3 separate regions of the Homo sapiens genome follow, and regions 1 and 2 are each linked to region 3. The links are chromatin loops, found by intact Hi-C in ENCODE. Cell type or tissue: heart right ventricle. All regions are shown on one strand. Links, peaks and the distances in the headings refer to the core of each region. The heading gives the core; the rest is flanking DNA. Region 1 overlaps HIP1 (huntingtin interacting protein 1). Region 2 overlaps HIP1 (huntingtin interacting protein 1). Region 3 overlaps HIP1 (huntingtin interacting protein 1).

The links. Peaks named below come from ENCODE experiments on the same cell type or tissue, not always from the same donor. Only the 100,000 strongest peaks of a DNase experiment are listed, where the experiment ranks them.
Region 1: a loop joins it to region 3, with 1.8 times the contacts of the local background. A loop is called at or near these places in 8 of 110 quality-filtered maps.
Region 2: it touches region 3 in a loop (1.9-fold over the local background); 11 of 110 quality-filtered maps call a loop at or near these places.

The regions. Positions count from the first base shown.
Region 1 is chr7:75,561,809-75,567,761 of GRCh38, reverse strand. HIP1 (huntingtin interacting protein 1) reads left to right here. Exons shown (of 31, transcript NM_005338.7): 10 at 4,499-4,574; 11 at 4,687-4,827; 12 at 5,592-5,689. Among named protein-coding and RNA genes, the nearest start is that of SPDYE5, 72 kb to the right of the region's middle. In heart right ventricle, for the core only: no CTCF peak of the experiment used is centred there; a DNase peak (open chromatin) is centred at 2,422; H3K27ac peaks cover 2,598 bases.
Region 2 is chr7:75,581,898-75,587,814 of GRCh38, reverse strand. It overlaps HIP1 (huntingtin interacting protein 1), which reads left to right. Exons shown (of 31, transcript NM_005338.7): 5 at 982-1,062; 6 at 5,664-5,740. Among named protein-coding and RNA genes, the nearest start is that of SPDYE5, 93 kb to the right of the region's middle. In heart right ventricle, for the core only: no CTCF peak of the experiment used is centred there; no DNase peak of the experiment used is centred there.
Region 3 is chr7:75,636,667-75,642,619 of GRCh38, reverse strand. All of the region lies in intron 1 of HIP1 (huntingtin interacting protein 1), which reads left to right. Among named protein-coding and RNA genes, the nearest start is that of HIP1, 99 kb to the left of the region's middle. RefSeq lists enhancers at 1,555-2,308, 2,309-3,063 and a silencer at 3,153-3,252. In heart right ventricle, for the core only: no CTCF peak of the experiment used is centred there; DNase peaks (open chromatin) are centred at 2,646, 3,099 and 3,729; H3K4me3 peaks cover 2,080 bases; H3K27ac peaks cover 2,241 bases.

The DNA.
Region 1 (5,953 bases), core at 432-5,431, 75 kb after region 3:
TGGCACGATCTCGGCTCACTGCAACCTCCGCCTCCTGGGTTCAAGTGATTCTCCTGCATCAGCCTCTCGAGTAGCTGAGACTACAGGCACACACCACCATGCCCAGCTAATTTTTGTATTTTTAGTAGAGATAGGGTTTCACCATGTTGGCCAGGATGGTCTCGATCTCTTGACCTTGTGATCTGCCCACCTCAGCCTCCCAAAGTGTTGGGATTACAGGCGTGAGCCACTGCACCCGACCTGAGGTTATCTTCATTCTAAGGTGATAAAGTGACAGAAAATAGCTCAGACAGAGGCAAATCTACCTATAGCTAGGGTAACTATTGGTTATCTAATAAATCCCATAGAAGCATATAGAAGAAAGAGATTTCATCCATTCATTAGTTGCCTGCTTATGCCCCAGACTTCATCCTCTTCTCTTTTCTGTCTCCCTAAGTTCTGGTCTTATAGCATTTATAGACTGATAACCCCTAAATATGCATCTCTAGCCAGACCTTACTTCTGAATGCCAGCCTCTTGTCCCCAATTTGACATCTGTATAGCATACTTAAATCTCAAACTGTACTTTAGGTTTTCTCAAAAAAAAAAAACAAAAAAAAACCTTTCTCTCTCCATTCTGTTTTTGTTTGTTTGTTTTTGTTTTTGTTTTTGAGACAGAGTCTCGCTCTGTCACCCAGGCTTGAGTGCGGTGGTGTGATCTTGGCTTACTGCAACCTCAGCCTCCCCATCTCCAGTGATTCTCCTGCCTCAGCCTCTTCAGTAGCTAGGATTACAGGCGCCCACCACCATGCCCGACTAATTTTTGTATTTTTAGTAGAGACAGGATTTCACCATGTTGGCCGGGCTGGTCTGGAACTCCTGACCTCAAGTGATCTGCCTCCCAAAGTGATGGGATTACCGGCGCGAGTCACTGTGCCCAGCCCCTCCCCATTCTTTTCTATCTCAACAAATACTGCCATCATCCATTTAGGCCAGAGATCTGGAAGTCACCATTTTCCTCATCCCCCATGTCCAATCCACTAGCAGGTTTGGTTGATACCCTACAAATATGACCTGCTTCTGAGGTGGGATGGGAGACTGGACTCTGGAGGCAGGGCTTGGGCATCGGACCAAATTAAGGACAAGTAAAACAGGGAAAGGGCGGAAGCACCTCTGCATAAGACACACCTACCAGTGTGCAGTGACAGTTTACCATTGCTATGGCAACATCCGGAAGTTAGCGCCCCTTTCCATGGCAATAACCTGACAATCTGGAATTTACCACTTTTTTTCTAGAAATTTCTGCATAATCTGCCCCTTAATTTACATATAATTAAAAGTGGGTATAAATGTAACAGCTGCTATTCTGGGCTCACTGCGTATGGAGTAGCCCTGCGCTGCAAGGAACAGGACCTCCGCTGCTGGCTGTGCACTGCCGCCTCAATAAAAGTTGCTAACACCAGCCGGGTGCAGTGGCTCATGCCTGTAATCCCAGCACTTTGGGAGGCCGAGGTGGGCAGATCACTTGAGGTCAGGAGTTCAAGACCAGCCTGGCCAACATGGTGAAACCCCGTCTCTACTAAAAAATTAGCAGGGCATGGTGGTGCACACCTGTAATCCCAGCTACTCGGGAGGCTGAGGCAGAAGAATCGCTTGAACCCAGGAGGTGGAGGTTGCAGTGAGCCAAGATCACATCACTGCACTCAGGCCTGGGCGTCAGAATGAGATTCCATCTCAAAACAAAAACAAAAACAAAAGATCTTTACTTAGGCTGGGTGCAGTGGCTCACACCTGTAATCCCAGCACTTTGGGAGGCCGAAGCAAGTGGATCGCTTGAGGTCAGGAGTTTGAGAGCAGCCTGGCTAACATGATGAAACCCTGTCTCTACTGTAAATACAAAAATTAGCCCTGTAATCCCAGCTACTCAGGAGGCTGAGGCAGGAGAATTGCTTGAACTCAGGTGGCAGAGGTTGCAATGAGCTGAGATCATGCCACTGCACTACAGCTTGGGCAACAGAGCAAGACTCCATCCAAAAAAAAAAAAAGGAAAGGAGGGGAGGGGAGGCGAAACCAGGCAAAAGGGAAGGATAATAGAGTGAGAGTTGGGAGGACAGAGGGGGCTGAGAAGGGCCTCCTGACTTAGCTGTGTAAAAGTGCACTCTCTTGTTTTTCCTGTTAATTTCCTCACCCTTGACCATAACTCCCAAATGCCAAGTTTCAGCTTCTCTGCCTGGTTCCCCAGGAGCAAGCGAAGGACAAGTGTGTGGTTGTACCCACCTCCTGGTACCCCTGTTCCATTTGAGAAGCCGAGTACATATTCTGTGATAAATGGCTTCTTTAGTCCAAGGAGACAGGCCCTGAGGCTGATTTCCTGGAATGTCAAATTCCGGTAGCTTGTGAAAGCAGTTGAGCCTGTTACTGTTGGCTCCAAACCAGCAAGATGGGGATGTGTGGTCAGGTGATTTCATTTCCTTTCATTTGCTTCTAGCTTAGAAAAACATCTCCCCTGAGTAGCCACTTTGCTGTTCCACACAGACACGGCTGCTGTCTGAGACCTCACTGTCCTTGAATTCAGGGGAAGCAGCAGTGATGTCACAGAGACAGAGACAGGCCTAAGTCTTGGGATCTGACAGGCTGTAACGAGACCCTGGGGGTTTCGTTTATTGGACTAAGCTGGAGAAAGTTCATTGTTGCAGGCCAAAGGATTTAAGGCCCATGTACCCCTTTCATCTCAGAATAGATGTAGTTAACTCCAGCTACTCAGGAGGCTGAGGTGGGAGGATCGCTTGAGCCCAGGAGGTTGAGATTGCAGCAAGCCTTGATCGTTCCACTGCACTTCAGCCTGGGTGACACAGCAAGACCTTGTCTCTAAAAAAATTAAAACAGGCCAAGCATGGTGGCTCTCACCTATAATCCCAGCACTTTGGAAGGCCAAGGTGGGTAGATGGCTTGAGCCCAGGAGTTTGAGACCAGCCTGGACAACATAGAGAGACCCCATCTTTATCAAAAACACACAAAAAATTAGCCAGGTGTGGTGGCACACACCTGTACTCCCAGCTACTTGGAGGCTGAGGTGAGAGGATCCCTTGGGCCCAGGGAGGTCAAGGCTGCAGTGAGCTATGATTTTGCCACTATACTCCAGCCTGGGCGACAGACTAAGACCCAATCTCAAAAAAATATTTACAAATAGGCAGGGCACATTGGCTCACGCCTATAACCCCAACATTTTGGGAGGCCGAGACGGGCGGATCACCTGAGGTCGGGAGTTCGAAACCAGCCTGACCAACATGGAGAAACCCCATCTCTACTAAAGATACAAAATTACCCAGGCATGATGGCACATGCTTGTAATCCCAGCAACTCAGCAGGCTGAGGCAGGAGAATCCCTTGAACCTGGAAGGTGGAGCTTGCAGTGAGCCGAGATCGCGCCATTGCACTCCAGCCTGGGCAATAAGAGCGACACTCCATCTCAAAAAATAAACAAACAAAATAAAAATGAAGAATATATAAGTCTGGATTCTCTTAGGTTTCTTGGTCTTCAGTGTTTAGATTCAAAATAGAGATTTGAGAATGAGAAAAAGATGTTGATTTTGCCAGATGTGGTGGCTCATGCCTGTAATCCCAGCACTTTGGGAGGCCAAGGCAGTAGGATTGCTTGAAGCCAGGAGTTTGAGACCAGCCTGGGCAACACAGCAAGAGCCTGTTTCTACCAAAAAATTAAAAATTAGCCAGGCATGGTGGTGCATCCCTGTAATTCTAGCTACTCAGGAGGCTGAGGCAGAAGACTGCTTGAGCCCAGGAATTCAAGGCTGCAATGAGCTCTGATTGCACCACTGCACTCTAGCCTGGGTGACAGAGCAAGACCCTGCCTCTACAAAAAGAGAGAGAGAGAGAAAAAAAATATTGGTTTCTTCATGTGCATATCCACCCAAGATTAGGACATAGTACCAAACGATTGTAATTCTCCAAGTGTTTATTGAACGGCTGCCCTGTCCCTGGCATTATGGGAAACAGCTCAGCGGAGCTCAGTCCCCACTTCCCAGGAACTTATAGTCTTAATTGTGGAGAGAACAAATAGTCCAAAAACAAAGAGAAGTAATGAAAGAAGAGAGCTACCTTTGTAGTAAAATTCCCTTCCCTTTTCCTATGGTTAGATGGCTTATCCTCAGAGAAAGTCAATTTCTTTTAATGTTACTCTAAACCAAACACTCCTCGGAAGTTAAATCTGCAAAATAACAACATGTGTTCTACAGCAATGAAGAAATTAGCTTTTTGATTATCTACTCTTCCAAAGGATTTGTAGCATGAATTACTCTTTCCTCACCAGCAGGTCACTGAGGACCAGCTTTAAATAATCCTCTGCAGCATCATAATTGAATCCCAGCACCATGGAGTTTATCTCCTTGACAGCCTGTGCCTTTGGGCTGGGGAGGGGGCAGGAAAGCCAGGTGGCTGCTCTGTCCCCTACATGGGGCTGATGAAGACACCCAGCACCCCTCAGGTCCTTCTCCACCCCTAGGTTGAAAGATCTGTTCTACCGCTCCAGCAACCTGCAGTACTTCAAGCGGCTCATTCAGATCCCCCAGCTGCCTGAGGTAAGCATGCCCAACCACACACCCTCGGCACTGCAGAGGCCCCAGGTACTCTCTTAAGGGCCGGCGGGGCCTGGCAAGCAAGCACTATTTGAGGATGTGTCTCCGTCTTCAGAACCCACCCAACTTCCTGCGAGCCTCAGCCCTGTCAGAACATATCAGCCCTGTGGTGGTGATCCCTGCAGAGGCCTCATCCCCCGACAGCGAGCCAGTCCTAGAGAAGGATGACCTCATGGACATGGATGCCTCTCAGCAGGTGAGGACCACTTGGGAGAGAAACTTGGCCTTTCCTCTCACCTGCAAGTACAGGGGAGAGGCTGGGGGAGACCCTGGCCAAAGCCCATTGACTCTAACCAGGTTCAGGCTTCTCTTCATTCACCTAGCACCAACCTAGGCTGAGCATCCTGCTCTGTGGCTCCCAGAAGGGTCATAAATGGGTGCAGTGGCTCACAGCTGTAATCCCAACACTTTGCAAGGCCAAGGTGGGAAGACTGCTTGAGGCCAGTTCAAGACCAGCCTGGGCAACATAGTAAGGCCCCATCTTTACAAAATTAGCCAGATGTGGTGGCACATACCTGTGGTCCCAGCTATGTGGGAAGCTGAGATGGGAGGATCACTTGAGCCTGGGAGGCCAAGGCTACAGTGAGCTGTTATCATGCCACTGCACTCCAGCCTAGGCAAGAGAACAAGAACCAGGCCCTAAAAATATAAATACATAAAATTAAAATAAAAAAATTATCCAGGTATGGTGGCACACACCTATACTTCCAGCTACTCAGGAGGCTGAAACAGGAGGATCACTTGAGCCAGGAGTTGGAGGCTGCAGTGAGCTATGATTGCACCACTGTACTCTAGCCTGGGCAGTAGAGCGAGAACCTGTCTCAAAAAAATTAAAAAAATTAAACAGGTCTGAACCGTTTAATTCGAGAAAGGGGGCATTCTCCCATATCACTCAACTGACCCACACACAGAATTCTCTGGCTCTCTGACTTATTCTCACTCCTTTTTGGTCAACCACAGAATTTATTTGACAACAAGTTTGATGACATCTTTGGCAGTTCATTCAGCAGTGATCCCTTCAATTTCAACAGTCAAAATGGTGTGAACAAGGATGAGAAGTGAGTCCAAGCTGGGTTCAAGCAGATGGTTCAGGAGCTAAGTTAAGCCATGGTCTGCCTCAAAACACTAACCAAAGAGGAATTCTTAATGATACTGGGGCTTCTTAGATACAGAACATCTTGAAGGGTTGGGGGCAATGGCTTATGCCTGTAATCCCAACATGTGGGGAGGATGAGGTAGGAGGATTTTTTAAGGCCAGGAGTTTAAGACCAAGCTTGGGCAACATAGCAAGATCCCATCTTTATTAAATAAAAGTAAAAAAA
Region 2 (5,917 bases), core at 918-5,917, 55 kb after region 3:
TTTTTTAATTTTTTGTAGAGATGGGGTTTCGCCATGTTGGCCAGGCTGGTCTCAAATTCCTGAGCTCAAGCAATCCTCCCTCCTCGGCCTCCCAAAGTGCTGGGATTACAGGCATGAGCCACTGCACCTGGCCAGACTCAACATTCTTAAGTAGGAAGCTTTGTCCAGAATTTATCAAAGGCAGTCCTTATGTTTGTACAAAAGATTGTGCTATAAGGAATGTTCATTGAAATGGTTTATGATAGCAAAAATTTCAACTGGTTTGAATTGGCTTCAGCTCATTTGAATTTATTGAGTCAGTTCAATAAATTACAATAATACTGGTCAGTCACTAAAAATAATGAAAGAAAGTTTAAGAAGTTGAATAAAATTGCAGCATATTAAGCAAGAAAAATAGATTGATTCTATTTTACATTTAAGAATAAAGGTAGATGGCTGGGTGCGGTGGCTCACGCCTGTAATCCCAGCACTTTGGGAGGCAGAGGCGGGCAGATCACCTGAGATCAGAAGTTCGAGACTAGTCTGGCCAATATGGTGAAACCCCATCTCTACTAAAAGCTACAAAAATTAGCTGGGCGTGGTGGCTCACACCTGTAGTGTAATCCTAGCCTTTTGGGAGGCCAAAGCAGGTGGATCACTCAAGGCCAGGAGTTTGAGACCAGCCTGGGTAACATGGTGAAACCATATCTCTAGCAAAAATACAAAAATTGACCAGGCGTGGTGGTGCGTGCCTGTAATCCCAGCTACTCGGGAGGCTGAGGCAGGAGAATCACTTGAACCCAGGAGGTGGAGGCTGCAGTGAGCCGAGATCATGCCACTGCACTCCAGCCTGGGCAACAGAGCTAGACCCCATCTCTAAATAAATAAAATAAAGGGGAGAAAACAAAGAAGATAGATTCTTTACCAGAGAATTCCTGGCTGCAGATCTCTTGACTGTTATGTTCTTGTTGTTGACTCTGTTTCCCCTCCTCTTCCTAAAAGGGCCACCTGAGCGAGGGGTATGGCCAGCTGTGCAGCATCTACCTGAAACTGCTAAGAACCAAGATGGAGTACCACACCAAAGTGAGTCTCTGCGGACAGTTCTGCCGCCACCGCCGCCTCCCCTGCTCCATCCCTTCAGCCCCTCCCTGGGCTCATTTGTCAGCTCTTTCAGGTAATAGACAGCCCAGGCTTCTGAGGAAGTGTGCACATCATGTACCCAAGCTGTGAGAGAGGAAAGCCACCGCCAGGCCCACGGGGTGTGACGAAGGCTGGGATTTTGGCCCGTGTCTTCTGCACCCTTTGTTCCCCATTTTGCAGCTAGAAAGAAACCTGGCCAGGCACGGTGGCTCACACCTATAATCCTAGCTCTTTCGGAGGCCCAGGCGGATGGATCACCCGAGGTCAGGGGTTCAAGACTGGCCTGGACAACATGGCAAAACCCCGTCTCTACTAAAATTACAAAAATTACCCATGGTGGTGATGCATGCCTGTAGTCCCAGCTACTCGGGAGGCTGAGGCAGGAGAATCGCTTGAACCTGAGACCAGGAGGCAGAGGTTGCAGTGAGCCAAAACCATGCCACTGCACTCCAGCCTGGGAGACAAAATGAGACTCTGTCTCAAAAAAAAAAACAAAAAAAAGAAAGAGTAACCCTAGGCACTATATTGCCTTATGAAAATGTTACAGAAGCATTGATTTTACTGTTAATAAAAACAATTCCTGGCTGGGCACAGTGGCTCATGCCTGTAATCTGAGCATTATGGGAGGTCGAGGCTGGAGGATCGCTTAAGACCAGGAGTTTGAGACCAGCCTGGGCCATAGCAAGATCCTGTCTCTACAAAAAAATTTAAAAATTAGCCGGGCGTGGTAGTGTGCAACTGTAGTCCCAGCTACTCGGGAGGCTGAGGTGGGAGGATACCTTGAGCCTGGGAAGTCAAGGATGCAGTGAGCTATGATCGCATCACTGCCCTCCCGCCTGGGCAACAGAGTGAGGCCCTGTTTCACAGAAAAAAGAGAGAAGAAGGTGACACAATGGATAGTGTGAGGTGGGGGAGGCGAGCAGCTGCGGGGTGTACAGGGGTCTGGCAACTGTGGGAGACAACGGGGATCAGGCAGAGGGGTGGGCACATAGGAGGCAACGTAAACCAGAACTGAGGCTGGGCCAGGCCAGGGTGTCAGAGGCTGAGGCGGGGAGTCGGGCTGCCCTTGGGCTGGATTGCAAGGCGAAGAAGCAGGAGGGAGAGGCTGAGAGTGTGGAGGGGAGGGGGCTTGTAGCGTGTGATTGGAGGGAGGACCGGGCTCTGGTAAAGGTGTCATGAGGAGGCGGGGAAAGGTGAGAACTGGATTTAAGATGTTTTGGGGTTGGGCGCAGTGGCTCACGCCTGTCATCCCAGCATTTCAGGAGGCCAAGGCGGGCGGATCGTCTGAGGTCTGGAGTTCAAGACCAGCCTGGCCAACATGGCAAAACTCCGTCTCTACTAAAAATACAAAAAGAAATTAGCTCACGTCTGTAGTCCCAGCTACTCGGGAGGCTGAGGCAGGAGAATCGCTTGAACCTGGGAGGCGGAGGTTGCAGCGAGCCGAGATGCTGCCTCTGCACTCCAGACTGGGCGACAGAGCAAGACTCAATCTCAAAAAAAAAAAAAAAAAGACGTTTTGGGAGTAGAGATTGAAAGTGTTAAATTGAGCTGGATGTGGTGGCTCACACCTCTAATCTCCACACAATGGAAGGCCAAGGCAGGAGGATCACTTGAGGCCAGGAGTTGGAGACCAGCCTGACCAACATAGTGAAACCCCCATCTCTACTAAAAACACAAAAATTAGCTGGGCGTGGTGACACGCACCTGTAATCCCAGCTACTCAGGAGGCTGAGGCTTGAGAATGGCTTGAACCCAGGAGGCGGAGGTTGCAGTGAGCCGAGATGGCGCCACTGCACTCCAGCCTGGGTGACAGAGCAAGACTCTGTCTCAAAAAAAAAAAAAAAAGTGTTAAATGGAAAGTGGGAGGAGGAAGGGCCTAGGGTAGGATTTTAGGTGGAAAAGGAAAGAAAGGAGGGTGTAGAGAAAGCAAGACTGGGAAGAAGGTTAAGGAGGAAGAGGACTGGGATGGGAGCTGGGGCAGTGGGGCTGCGGGGCTGATAGAGGCCAAAGGGGTCCCTTTGCCTTGTATATAGGAAGACAGCAGAGTTCAGTGGCATCAGAAGCAGCTGGTGCCAATAGCCAGTCCCCTAGCTTTTAATAGCATGGAAGGGCAGAAGGGAATGGTCACGTGGGCTTGGAGAACTGGGGTCGAAGAGGATGCAGCTGGCTTTGCTTCCAGAGGCTCTCGAGCTCACTGCTGTCTTGTTTTTCCTGGTTTTAGAAAGCAGAGAAAAAGGGGAAGCTGGTATTGTCCAAGTGTGGAGGAGCAAAGGACTTTTCCAGTTTTTAGCAATTAGCGATACAAGAGTGGGGAAGGAGGCTGGGCAGAGTGGCTCACACCTGCAATCCCAGCATTTGGGGAGGCCAAGGCTTGAGGTGAGACCAGCCTGGGCAACACAGTGAGACCCTGTCTCTTAAAAAAAATTTTTTTTGGCCAGGCGCGGTGGCTCACGCTTGTAATCCCAGCACTCTGGGAGGCCGAGGCGGGTGGATCACCTGAGGTCAGGAGTTCAAGACCAGCCTGGGCAACATGGTGAAACCCCATCTCCACTAAAAATACAAAAAAATTAGCCGGGCATGGTGGTGCGTGCCTGTTAATCCCAGCTACTCAGGAGGCTGAGGCAGGAGAATCGCTTGAACCCAAGGGGCTGAGGTTGCAGTGAGCTGAGATCATGCCATTGCACTCCAGCCTGGGCAACAGAGTGAGACTCCGTCTCGAAAACAACAACAAAAATATCCCGCACACATTAAAGAAAAATTCATTCTCTGGCTGGGCGTGGTGGCTCACACCTGTAATCCCAGCACTTCGGGAGGCCAAGGCGGGCGGATCACCTGAGGTCAGGAGTTCAAGACCAGCCTGGCCAATGTGGCGAAACCCCATCTCTACTAAACACACACACACACACACACACACACACACACACACACACACACACACAAATTAGCCCGCATGGTGGTGTATGCCTGTAGTACCAGCTACTGAGGAGGCTGAGGTGGAGGATCACTTGAGCCCAGGAATTCGAGGCTGCAGTGAGTGATGATCATGCCACTGCACTCCAGCGTGGGCAACAGTGAGGCCATGTCTCTAAAAAATAAAAAAAGAGAGAGAAACAAGAGAGAGCTGGTTTCCCCCTCCTCTGCCATGTAAGCAACGTAATCAGGATGAAGCGCCTCACCAGGCACCGAATCTGTCAACACCCTGACTTTGAACTCCCTGGCCTCGAGAACTGAAAGACACTCTCTATGGGTTAAGCCACCCAGTGCATGGTATCTTGTTATAACTGCCCGAGCTGACTGAGACGGACGTTCAGGACAGAGAGCGTGAATGCATAGTGACACCAGCTGTGAGTCTTTCTCCAGGGACAGTCGGCAGCCGGCCCTAGGTGCAGAGCCGATGACAAGGACCCAGGCTCTCAGCAGGTCTTCCAAGCAGTGTGGTAGAAAGGCAGGCAGGGTGTGGGGAAGTGGAGCCAGGCCACCAGTCATGATGTCAAGACTGAGCCAGGAAGCAAAGGCAGGCAGAGAGATGGGGAGGAGAGGGAGCAGGAGGGGACTGGCCATCTCTGAGACAGAAGCGTGAGTAGTGGGTGGACTTGAGGGCAGGAGAGGACTGAAAGGGCAGAGGCCTGGGCGATGCAGCCAGAGAGGGAGATGCTGGTGTGGGGAGGTCTGGGCAGGGATGTTTTAGGTGATGGCAGAGTCTGGAGTGGGGATGGAGTAGAGGTGAAGGTGCTGAAATTGAGGTCAGAGGTTGTAATCTCAGCGTGTATGACTTGGGGCAAAGGAAAACTGTGTCCCAGGTGCCAGGTCAAGCCTCAGAGGCCTTGGCACCATGGAGCCCAGGAGCAAAGTCTGCAATGGGGATTTTTTTTTCTTTTTTTTGCGGTGGGGGAGACGGAGTCTCACTCTTGCCCAGGCTGGAGTGCAGTGGTGCGATCTCAGCTCACTGCAACCTCCGCCTCCCAGCGTCAAGCAATTCTGCCTCAACCTCCCAAGGAGCTGGGACTACAGGCGTGCACCACCACACCCGGCTAATTTTTGTATTTTTAGTTGAGACAGGGTTTTGCCATGTTGGCCAGCCTCGTCTCTAATTCCTGACCCCAAGTGATCCATCTGCCTTGGCCCCCAAAGTGCTGGGATTACAGGTGTGAGCCACCGCACCTGGCCTAGAGCCTAAAGTATCCACTTGTACATGTAGATGCCCCACGATGGAATGGCCACCCATCTCTGTGGCCTTTTCCCTTTGCCACAGGGACAAACCACACAGATGACAGGATCATGCTGGCTGTAGATACTCAGCAATGATTGATGATACCAGCGATTTTTCTTTTTTTCTTTTTTGTTTGTTTTGAGGTAGGGTCTCACTCTGTAACCAAGCTGGAGTGCAGTGGCCTTGAACTGTAAACTTGAACTCCCGGGCTCAAGCAATCCTCCCACCTCGGCCTCCCAAGTAGCTGGGACCACAGGCGTGTGCCACCACGCCCGGCTGAGAGAGGGCTCTTCATGTCTTCTGCCCTGACTCCCTTCCTCTGCCTCCCTTCCAGAATCCCAGGTTCCCAGGCAACCTGCAGATGAGTGACCGCCAGCTGGACGAGGCTGGAGAAAGTGACGTGAACAACTTGTAAGTGGCTCCTGCCCTGAGCCCAGGGAGGGAGAAAGCTTTTGTGAATGCTGACACTTCTCATAAGGGTCATGGAGGGCCTGATGGGGGGAGGCCGTGGCTGGGATGGGGACCAAAGCCCCTGGGTGACTTGGCCTTGGGGCTACTTATTTATTGGTGGTGCCTCATCCAGAACCC
Region 3 (5,953 bases), core at 420-5,419:
AGAGGATAGACAAGAATGGGGGCAGATATGTCTATAGCATTGAGAACCAAATAAACCATAGAAGGGTTTTGTTTTGTTTTGTTTTGAGACAGAGTCTCACTCTGTGGCCCAAGCTGGAGTGCAGTGGTGCGATCTCAGCTCACTGCAACCTCTGTCTCTCGTGTTCAAGTGATTCTCCTGCCTCAACCTCCTGACTAGATGGGATTACAGGCATGCGCCACCACTCCCAGATATTTTTGTATTTTTAGTAGAGACGGTTTCACCATGTTGGCCAAGCTGGTCTTGAACTCCTGACCTCAGGTGATCCTCCCGCCTCAGCCTCCCAAAGTGCTGGGATTACAGGTGTGAACCGTCGTACCCAACCAGAAGGGTTTTTTGTTTTGTTTTGAAGACAGGGTCTCACTCTGTTACCCAGGCTGGTCTAGAATCCTGGCCTCAAGCAATCCTCCCACCTCAGCCTCCCAAAGTGCTGAGATTACAGGCATGAGCCACTGCACCCGGCCTGTTGTTTTTTTCTTTTTTTCTATTTGGGATGGGCTGGCCAGTAGGGAGTCACAATTAGATGTGTATAGGATGAATTGGACAGGAAGAGACTGAAGGCAGAGGCTGTTGTCGAAAGTCTTATCCAGGGAAGGAATAGTCAATAAGACATAGATTGGAAGCTACTTGCAAGAAAGAATCGCAGGGATGTGGGACCTGATTAGATGGAGTGGGAGCGGGGATTGTTGCTGGAGGAATTAAGGCTGCCTTTGAAGTTTCCAGCTTAACCAGCTCAGTGGAGGTAGAACCATTAGTTGAGCCAGAAAACAGGAGGAAGAACAGATTGTGAATGTAGAAAAACAGTCAGGCACAGTGGCTCACGCCTGTAATCCCAGCACTTTGGGAGGCTGAGGTCGGGAGTTCGAGATCAGCCTGACCAACATGGAGAAACCCCGTCTCTACTATAAATACAAAATTAGCCGGGGCTGGGCATGGTGGCACATGCCTGTAATCCCAACTACTCAGGAGGCTGAGGCAGGCGAATTTCTTGAACCCAGGAGGCAGAGGTTGTGGTGAGCTGAGATTGCACCATTGCACTCCAGCCTGGGCAACAAGTGTGAGACTTTGTCTCAAAGAAAAAAAAAAAGCAAACAAGGAGCAAATAAAAAAGAAAGAAAAAGAAAACCAAAAAAGAAAAAACAAATAAAATAGAGGGAAGACTGAGCATGGTGGCTCACACCTGTAATCCCAGCACTTTGGGAGGCTGAGACAGGTGGATTGCTTGAGTCCAGGAGTTCTCAAACTCCTGAAGGGACCAGCCTGTACAACATAGCAAGACCCTAGTCTCACTCTGCCACCCAGGCTGGAGTGCAGTGGTGTGATCTTGGCCCTCTGCAACCTCTGCCTCCCATGCTCAAGCGATTCTCCTGCCTCACCCTATCGAGTGGCTGGGATTGCAGGTGTGCGCCATCATGACCAGCTAATTTTTGTATTTTTAGTAGAGACGGGGTTTCGCCATGTTGCCCAGCTGGTCTCAAACTCCTGGCCTCAAGTGATCCACCTGCCTCAGCCTCCCAAAGTGCTGGGATTAGAGGCGTGAACCACCAAGCCCAAGATATTATTTCTTATATCTTGATGTTCTCACATACCCCTAGGAGGCAGGCAGATAGAGTCCCAATTTCATCGATAAGAACTCAGCTTTGACAGGAAGGGGCTGTGATAGGGCAAGCCCAGCAGGTCCTGGGGCCATGATAGGAGATGCCTTCTCCTCAGGGCCCCTTCATGTGGGTCCCTTCATGTGGGTGCAGAGGTCGGCCTCGCAGCTGTTCTGGATCCCATCACCTGTTCATTATTTATTATTATTATTATTATTATTATTATTATTATTGAGATGGAGTCTCCTTCTGTCATCCAGGCTGGAGCACAGTGGTGTGATCTTGGCTCATTGCAACCTCTGCCTCCCAGGTTCAAGCGATTCTCCTGCCTCAGCCTCCCGAGTAGCTGGGATTATAGGCGCACACCACCCCACCCGGCTAATTTTTGTATTTTTAGTAGAGACGGGAGTTTCGTCATTTTGGCCAGGCTGGTCTTGAACTCCTGGCCTCAAGCAATCTGCCTGCCTCAGCCTCCCAAAGTGCTGGGATTACAGGCCTAAAGTGCTGGGATTACAGGCGTGAGCCCGCCGGGAGCCAGGCCCACCTGTTCATTATTTTAAAAGCCCTAACTTCATGGTTGCCCCGTGGCAGCATGGGAAGCCCTTCTGGGCTTGGGCTGGATGGTCCTTACTGAAGTCTGCCCTGCTCCCCAGTCCCTGCCGGGTGTGTGACCTGGGGCACCTCCCTCTCCCTCTCTGGATCTCAGTTTCCTCTCCGTATAAAGTGGGGTTGATCTAGGTGGACTCTCAGGTCCCTGCTGCATCCAAAACTTTACTGCCATCTGATTTTGGGGGGACAGACTGTGTTGAAACTATAGGCTTGAATGGCCAGGCTTTTTCCGGAGAACTTGCCCCAAAGGAGCATTTGCCAGGAGACCTTTTGAGGCCACCAGCTGTGTCTACTGCAGAGGGGAATGTCTGCCTTGCATTTCGGCATCGAATAAGGAAAGGGACATCGGGATTCTGGCTTGAGAGAAAGGAGCTCCCAGCTCAGGGCAGACATCATTTAGGAACCACGGAGCCAATTTCCCTCACTCCAGGAAGGGCTGGCTGTGGCTCACGTGGGAGGGGGACGCTCAGAGCCTTCCTGGGGATACCTGTTCCACTTCCTCCCAATTGCCCATCTGTTTGGAGACCCCAGTCTCATTCGGGAGGCCCCTCCAGATTAGCCGCAGGAGGCAAACAACTGGCCGTGAATTCCCCCTTTGTCCAGGGAAGCCAAGTGGGGAGGGGCCGAGCGGACCCCCTGCCCCCACTGGAATGTCGGCCTCCTGCGCCCCCCATCTGTCCCTCCTTTTTCACCACCTCCCCTGCTCACTTCCTGAGTCCCACTGATCCCACCACCAAAACACACGCATGCATGCACACGCACGCCTGCACACACACGCGGGCGCACACACACACACACACACACACACACACACGCTTCCTGGCGGGCCGGCGGCCTCTCGCTCCGGGATCGGCGATCCCCGCCACCGGGAACTCTGGGGAGAAGCCACCTTTTGTTATTCAAATCACATCCTCGCCGTGCGAGCCCGGGGGCCGCGGGATCTGGCCCGGGAACCCGCCTCCCGGTCTCCCCTCGCGCCCCCGCCAGCTGATTCCGGGATTTCCCGGTCCCCGGGGGCTCGGGCGCGCCGGTCTCTGCCGGCGGGGCCGCGCCTCCCCCGCCCCCGGCGCGCGCTGCGGCTCCGCGCCCGCCCCCCTCCCCCTCCCCCTCGCCGCCTCCCCTCCCCCTCCCCTTCCTTTCTCCGGTCCAGCCTTGGTGCCGCCGCCGCCGCCGCCGCCTGCCCCGGTCCGCGGGGGCCCTGCCGGCCGCCCTCCCCGCAGCATGGCACCCTCGGGGCGCGATTAGCCGGGAGCAGCTTTGGGGGAAGCGGGATCTCCAGGGGTGGGGGGGTGCCCCGCAGCCTCGGTCATGGATGTGAGCAAGATGGTAAGTGTGAGCAGGGGCTTTGCCCCGAGCCCCCTCCCCACACCCCCAGCCCTGGCGCCCTCCCTTCTCCCCCTCCTAGCCGGCGCGATCCATTGAAAGTTTCTGGATTGTTGATCCTGCCTGTTGGCCCCAACTCCAGGCGTGCCGGAGGAGGGAGCCGGGCCAGGATTCTGGAGGCGGCTGGCCGGCCGGGATGGGCTCTGGCTTTCCCGCCGCGCCGCCGCCGGGCTGCCCGGGAGATCGCGCTGGACTCCAGGGACTGGGCTGCGGGGCTCGCCGCCCACCTCGGGAGACCTGCCGGACGGGAGGGAGGGCAGCGCCGCCGGAAGGGGCTTGTACCGTGCCCTCCGGAGCCCCCTGCCCGCACACCTACAGGAGATCGATGGAAGATGTGTGGGGCTGAGCCCGTGGGCAGGGAGGCACAGGTGGCGCTGGGAGGACAGTGAGAAGCCAGGTTTCAACCATCCTAGGAGGTGAGGGGGCAGGAATGGAGCCCTTGGCAGAGACGGGGAAGGTTCTAGGTTGGCCACTTGGGAACCCCAGCTTCAGTGGGCCTGAGGTGCAGCCAACACCTTCGCCTCCTAAGCATGACTCCGCCTTTCCTTTAGAAATGGGCTCCTCTGGAGGGGTCTGTGCCCTCCCCCAGAGAAGCCCTCCACCCCCACCTCCACCGCGAATACAGTAGGATCTTGAAGAAATCATTGCTTATTGATTGAGACCAAGGAGCAGCCTTCAGCCGGTACCAGGATGTGATTTGGGGGATTCTGATGGGAGGGGGGTTCGCAGGGAGCACCTGGAGGCCCGGAAACTGCAGGTTTTCCCAGGGGTCTTGATTGGCTGTCACTCTGAATGGAGATTTAAGGGTGCCCTTGCCATCTCAATCACCCTGACCCCGAGTTTAGACCAGGGTACTGTCCCTACCGTCCAGCCTTGCAACCCTCAAGGGCCTGTGTGTCAGGCGGGTCTTGGGAGGGGGGAGGCAATCAGGGCTTTCGAGGAAAGGAGCTGTCGTGGGCTGTGTGTGTGTGTGTGTGTGTGTGTGTGTATGTGTGTGTGTGGGGGGGGGGGGGGGGTCTGGGTCTGCCCTTGCCATAGAGATGAGGAGGTACTAGAATTTGAGTTTATCTTGTTCAGAATTATATTACTTTTCCCCAGAGGGTGCCCTTTCGAGGCAACCAAGGGAGGTTGGTTCTCTGCCCGGCCCTGGCCTTTGGCACTCTGTCTTGGCTAGGAGACAATGGGATGGGGGCTGATGACAGGGGAGAGTCCTATTCTATGGCCTGCATCAGTCTCAGACTGACTGAGCATTGCCCCTGGGGTTGGGGGCTGCTTGAGGGGCTTCATGTCTTTATTTGGGTTCCTATCTTTATTTGGAGAGAAATACCTGTTCATGGTTGGGCAGTGAGTGCCCAGAGGTTGGACCAGCATTCCTTGTCTGTCTGCCATGAAATCTCGCTTTCTTTGGGCATGTATTAGAACTCCCTCTCAAAAAAAAAAAAAAAAAAAAAAAAAAATCCTCTCTGCAGCTATGGGGGTGGAGATGTAGAAAACTAAGCAGTAGTTCTTTCCTAGAGGTGTCTGAGCAAGACCAGAAGACTCATCTGTCTGGGCTATGATTAGGAGGTTGAGGGATCTGAAGCTTCGAAACTCTACTTTAGTCCAATGGCCACTAAACCGAATCACCCTTGAGCATCCTCCCAGCCCTGCACCCAGGTTCCCTGCAAAGCTTGGCCTGCAAGGACAAGCTTATAGGACTCAGGGACCTCTGTCCATCCATCCCTCATTAATCAACAGCATTTATTTAATTCTCATAATTTCTATAGCAAGTGCTGGGTAAAGAACACAAAGAAACATCATCGAAGGCCTCCCTCCCTGCTTCTCAAGGCCCTTAGCATGAAAGTGAAGGATCCAGAGAGATACAGGCCGACTCAACAGTTAGCTATCAATACAGGCCTGGATCAGAAGGCCAAAGCTTTGAGGACCATGGGGGTCTGAGAAGGGACTGGAGTGCAGAGTTCAGAAGGAAGACCAAGACCTCAGTTGGCCCTTGGAGGTTGGGTGGGGTAGGCATTGCCTGTTGGGAGAATCGCAGGAAGAGGATGGGCAGAGTCCATTGGGTGAGGCTGAAGACATTTGGCTGGTACAGAGGTTTGAAATCAGGAAACATCGAGATGGTTGTTTGGGGCCAGACCAGCAAGTCCCTGAATGCCAACCAAGGCATTCTGACCCTGGCCCGTAAGCACTGGGAAACCTCTGGAGAATTCTGAGCCCTGGGGAGGTGCATCTATTGCCTCTTTCCTCTTTTAGCTTGGGGTCCAAACAAAAGTGATATTAGATTCTCATTAATCATTGAGCAGCCAAGCGCCCAATCCAGAAACAATCGT